Regions from separate parts of the Homo sapiens genome. Here region 2 is linked to region 1. Evidence: chromatin contacts called from ENCODE Hi-C or POLR2A ChIA-PET data. All regions are on one chromosome and are shown on one strand. Each heading gives the region's core, a stretch centred on a gene start or an enhancer-like site at or near the end of the contact. The rest is flanking DNA. Distances are from core to core; before and after follow the strand shown. Region 1 overlaps CDH13 (cadherin 13). Region 2 overlaps CDH13 (cadherin 13).

Region 1 (2,838 bases), core at 102-2,601:
GTAGCCTACCATTTATTGGGAGGAAGGAGGATTTCTAATCCCAAAACCAGGTTTCAAAACCAGATTTAAGAGTTTAAATTGGGGTGACTCCCACCTTTTAAATTTTAATCAGAAGTTAAAGGCCAAATTGTAACATTTCTACCTGGGGAAATTAAGAGAAGGCCTTCATCTTCTAAACTATATTATTAACACTTCATCTTAATTAAATGTGGTTACTGACCTCAATAACAGGATCTGGGATGAGGTCATTTTTTTGGTTCTTGTTTTTAATGAGTTAAGATTTTTTTCTTTTTTAAGTCAACAAACACAGAGTTTGAAATGTAAATGGATTGTTTACAGTGGTGTCTTTGTAATTTTTAATTAAAGCGGTGTTGTTCCATTGTAAGTTTATGGTAGCAATACATTTTATTGCCTATTCTGCTGTGGAATTTTTAATTATTTATGCAAATATATTAGCACAGATGACTCTTGTTTTTAGTGGTCAGATGTTCTGTTATGAAGATGCTGGGGGAAACAAAGCCTCACAAATTAAACTATGGGATTTTTAAAGTTTTAAGGGCTTCACTGGCTAAAAATAGAATCCTGGCTTTTATAATGATCCAGAGACTGAAGATTTTCATTATTCATGTCAATTAAAGGTGCTCAGTTTGGCTAATATGAAACATCTGGCCGTTTGGGTAAATGGATGAAAGGCTATTTTACAAATCGACCACCTTTTTAACATCCATCTACATATGTTGTTATAAATTTGCCATAGGCCAGACTTTCATTATTGAAAACATGGTTTCAAATTGGCTATATTTGAATATAATTATCAGGGTCCTTCTTGTCAGCCTTAGAAATTAATCCTCAGAACCAATATAGAAAATATTGACAAATGTTAATATTGTTCCTTGACCAATATTTTCTAAGCTGTTAAATCTACTTAGCTTTTTTTTTAATAAACCCATTTGAAATAGATAAGGATTGCTATATAAGCTACTAACATAGCACTGATTGAAAAAGCCACACATTTCAGGATTGCAACAGAAGTCAGTTGCATAGGGAAAATAGCTGATTTATTATCTGAGTTTGTCTATCAATCACTAACACCAGTCAGCCAGCAAGCACGAGGAGCTTATCATGGCATTAACCCTAACACGGGTAATGAAACCACAGGCAGTGAGTCATGTAACTAATTCAAGAAATGCATTTCATCATCTGCTCCCAATCTGCTTTCCAAATGAATCTCAAAGCTTGTATTTTCAAGTGATGAGGCTCTAAACTACAGTCCTCCTACAAATGCTTAATTTGGGGATTTCCTCATGCATTCCAATAGCGTTGGCAGGAATCTCACTAGAAGATCCGACCTTATATGGCTGCTTCTAAGTATTCTTGGGTCCCTGAGTGTAGGCTGCACATGTGAAAGGAGGACCTGGGGATTTGGATTAGGGCTATGACCGGAAAACCTCTCTCTCCATTCATTCATCCCACACCTGCAACATACTGGGTGCTTTTCTAGGCATTGGGGGATAAAGTAGCCCCAGAAACAATTAAAAATATCTGTTGGCCGGGAGCAGTGGCTCACACCGGCAATCCCAGCACTTTGGGAGGCCAAGGTGGGTGGATCACCTGAGGTCAGGAATTTGAGACCAGCCTGACCAACATGGTGAAACCCCATCTCTACTAAAAATACAAAATTAGCCGGGCGCCTGTAATCCCAGCTACTTGGGAGGCTGAGGCAGAAGAACCACTTGAACCCGGGAGGCGGAGATGGTGGTGAGCCAAGATCACGCCACTGCACTCCAGCCTAGGCAACAAGAGCAAAAACTCCGTCTCAAAAAAAAGAAAAAGAAATCTGTTATCATCGAAATCATATTCCTGTGGAAGAGAGAAAATGAATGAGAGAATTAATAAATACAATAAGTAGCATAGTAACTGGTGATTAATGCAAAGAAAGGAAGCAGAGAAGGAAGGAGGGGAGCCATCACTCTAGATAGAGGGTCAGCAGAAGCCTCACCAGTGCTGTGATGCTTCAGTGAAGAATTGGAGGAAGTGGAGGTGAGCCACACAGCTATCCCGGGTGGAGAGGTCCAGGTAGAGGAAGCAAGTGGGAAGGCCCCGAGGCAGAGTGTGCAGGATTGTGCCCAGCGCACAGCAAGTTGGGGGATGGTGGGAAATGAGGCCGATGCTCCGGAGAAGATGGGGAAAGTGTTAAGCATGCTAGTGGGATTAGGAAAGGGGGCAATTAAGGGAAAGGGAGACAGAGGCAGAGCAGAGGACTGGAGTGTAGGGTAGCCATAGTAATCCAGGTAAGAGGCCATATGGGTCTGGGCAGGGATGGTTGCAGTGCAGGCAGTGAGAAGCTGCAGACACTGAATTTGTTGTTGTTGTTTTTATTTTTGAGACAGAGTCTGGCTATGTCTTTCTGGCTGGAGTACAGTGCCACGATTTTGGCTCACTGCTACCTCTGCCTCCCAGGTGCCAGTGATTCTCGTGACTCAGCCTCTGGAGTAGCTGGGATTACAGGCATGCACCACCACACCCAGCTAATTTTTGTATTTTTAATAAAGATGGGGCTTCACCATGTTGTCCAGGCTGGTCTGGAACTCCTGGCCTCAAGTGATCCACCTGCCTCGGCCTCCCAAAGTGCTGGGATAACAGGTGTGAACCACTGGGCCAGGCCCTGAATGTTTTGAAGGTACTGGTGACAGGGATTTGCTAACCAACTGTGCCGTGTGTGTGTGTGTGTGTGTGTGTGTGTGTGTGTGTGTGTGTGTGTGTCAGAGAGAGAGAGAGAGGAATAAAGATTGACTCCAAGATTTTTGTCCCAAACAAATGGAAGCACAGAGGGCACAT
Region 2 (2,827 bases), core at 257-2,756, 55 kb after region 1:
AACAGAGGGGAGCAGAAAGAGTCCTGTGAAAACTCAGTTAAATAGCACAGCTCTGGATACTTGATTATTTTTTTAAGGAGGAAAAAGAGTGAGACATTGTCCTGTAAAATCACCCAAACCCTGGCTTTCCCTGGAAATGTGGCGCAGGCAGGCCTAACCGTGCTGAGTATTGTTTCTGAGGACTGCCTCCGAGTTCATGTCTCTAAGCATTTTATTGAATACAACTGCTTCTTTGACAAGAAACAAGCAAACATGCTAATTGTACAACAAAATTATGGCATCATGGGACAAAAAAGGAATGACAGAGGGAGCATCAAAGAGCATTGCTTGTACGCCAAACATGAAAGCCAAATTTATTTAATTCAGTTTTTATTTATCTTCTAAACTGAGTTGAGTAATCAGGCAATAGAATGCGGTTCATTTAAAACTTTCATTATTTCAAATATGTTGAACCACTACCAATCACTCCTGGATCAACAGGAAACTTGCTACCTGATGAGTTGCCTTTTTTCTTTTTTCTTTTTTTTTTTTTTTTTTTCTTTGCTTTTTCCATCCCCATGATTGTTCCAACAGAAGGAGAAAAGATGTAATAAACCTTTACCGGGCACCGTCTGCGTCCAGGCACTCTACTCGGCCCTGGGGGTGCAGAGCACACCACCCCAGCCTTAGGCATGAAAAACACTGTGTACCGAGAAGCCCAGCCCCTGGAATCCAGCATGCTGGTGCTACATTCCAGCTCTGTCTCTTATTAACTGGGCCGCTTTTGACAAGTTGCTAAGCCTCTCTGATTCTTGGTTACCTCAACCTTAAAACAAGGATGATACCCACTTCATCAGGTTGTCATGAGTCACAAAAATAAATGTAGTGATGCTCTTAAAGGGTTTAGCACCAAGCTGGGCCCAAGGAAGCATTCTGTGTGTCTATTGACCAACTTTTACCTATCCTGACACCAAGGAGCTTAGAGTTTAGTGGAGATGGCAGAGCCGTCAGGGCCCGTGTTAGGCTCCCAAAGGCATTTTTACCAGTGCATGTGCCTCGCACAGACCTAGTGAGGTGATTAATTCTACTGGGAAAGTCACACTGGATGAACGAGAGGAGACGTATGAGTGGGGTCTTGAAACAGTAAAAATTTGCCAGGTGGAAGCATAAATGACTCTTTAAATGAAAGCCTGGTGTTTTTAAAGCAGTTCATTCTCATGAGTAATTCATCGCTTCTGTTTTCACAAAATAGTGAAAGGATCATTGCAGCAGCAAGGGCATGTGGAAGCCCTGCGTTCGCCTCATCCGTTCTCCCCATCTGTCCCCTGTCACAGTTGCAGCATCAAAACATTGTTCCCCTAGGCTCTGCTGAGTCGGATGTTTCTGAAACATTCCAGGGGACCGTGTGAGTCACATCAGGGAGGACACACAGGGCCATGACCCCAGTGAGCCATTAACACACCCATAGCCTGACTCTGCAACGGCTCCCCCGAGGGCGCCCCGCACAAGACCAAGCCCTTTGTGTCAGCTTCAGTTTGCCCTCACAGCTACCCCAGAACACCACTGGGACTGTCCCCGAGTCACAGAGGAGGAAGTAGAAACACAGAGAAGTAGCTTGCCAGGCTCACTGTTAGAACCCAGGTCCTTTCCTCTCCAGAGTCCATGACTCTAACACTCATGTGATGCTGGCAATGTGAACGGCTGGGGGGAAGCAGCAGAGGGTGACAGCAGGCCTTGGCACCAGAGATCCAGCCTGCGAATCCCAACCATGCCCCATATTAGCCAATGATCTTGGCAAAGTTCACATATCTCTAGGCCTCTCAGTTCCTCATCTGTAAAAGGGGAGGAATAATATTATCAACCTCCCAGGGCTGGTGTGAGGGCTGAAGGCATAGATGCTGGAAGCTCCTGGAGCGGTGTCCAGCCGGCGCAATGTAAGGCTCGATGCTGCTGCAGCTGTGTTACTATTAATATTAAAGGGAGGCTGCACCCCGAGGCTGTTTTAGGAAAGAACAGGCCAGACGCCTTCCAGGAAGCATCAGCAGGAGCCTCTCCTGGCGTCCTTCTGCAGTTTGGGGGTCTGGTACATCCACTTTGCAGGACAAAAACTTGATTTGATTCTCAGGTCAGTTCACATGACCCCAACACAAAAAGGATTGATACCAACCCAGACCGCCTCTGTGTGAATTAAATTTACAACAGCGCTGTATCAGAGCATCTGTCAATGCTGACTGGAAGCCCAAAGACCTCCAGATGATTGGTTCTGAGACTCCAGGAGAGGCTGGGAACACTCGGAGGGGCTCTGGATGGTGGCCAGGCGAGGGTGGTAGGTGAATTGCTGTCTGTCCTGGGTCGCCATGAGGCTTGTGGTGACTGCATAGATGCCCATTCCCTTTGTCAGCCAGCAATTTCTTATTCCCTGGCTCCCCTTCTCAACAACCCAAGTTGACCATCCCTTCTTCAGTGACCACAGCCTCCCCCAGGTAACAATCCCATTGCAGCCCCCAAGATGACCTTTAAGTCATGGACAAGGGCAGTTCTTCTTCTCCTTGGCCACACAGGAGGCATCCCTCTGGCTTCCACCTACATCTGAATAATCCCACCCACCACACTTCGATTCAACTTAACTCTATCCTCAGAGGCCACCTTTTCTCAGAATTCGTATCTTCTTCGAAGTAAGATCCTTCAGGTGAAACATACCTGCTGACCACCCACCCTGAGTCACTAAGTTAGCTGGGAAGCAGCAGTTTTGAGTGTGGGTTCAGGGTCGCAGCTCCAAGGTCAGACCACCTGGGCCCACGTCCTGACTCTACGATTTGCGTAGCTGTTGGTTTGTGCCTCAGAGTCC

What was found. A loop is a pair of places that touch in the nucleus more often than their neighbours do. ChIA-PET counts read pairs that join two places held with the same protein, here RNA polymerase II (POLR2A). Pooled maps may share reads with other maps.
Region 2: a map with no recorded cell type shows a loop between it and region 1 (11-fold over the local background). The contact joins two enhancer-like sites. A Hi-C loop is called at or near these places in 1 of 168 maps with a recorded cell type or tissue (ovary), 2 of 37 single-sample maps with no recorded cell type and 1 of 50 pooled maps. POLR2A ChIA-PET finds 5 or more read pairs at or near these places in 1 of 52 experiments (H1).

Annotation. Positions count from the first base shown.
Region 1 is chr16:83,688,357-83,691,194 of GRCh38, forward strand. The region is part of intron 10 of CDH13 (cadherin 13); the gene reads left to right. All of the region lies in intron 1 of LOC124900603 (a long non-coding RNA gene), which reads right to left. Among named protein-coding and RNA genes, the nearest start is that of CEDORA, 83 kb to the right of the region's middle. Within about 2 kb of position 1,352, at least 2 of the 41 ENCODE cell types and tissues checked have a DNase peak (open chromatin) inside an H3K27ac peak, as active enhancers do.
Region 2 is chr16:83,743,230-83,746,056 of GRCh38, forward strand. All of the region lies in intron 10 of CDH13 (cadherin 13), which reads left to right. All of the region lies in intron 1 of CEDORA (CDH13 antisense oligodendrocyte and neuron associated lncRNA), which reads right to left. Among named protein-coding and RNA genes, the nearest start is that of CEDORA, 28 kb to the right of the region's middle. Within about 2 kb of position 1,507, at least 4 of the 41 ENCODE cell types and tissues checked have a DNase peak (open chromatin) inside an H3K27ac peak, as active enhancers do.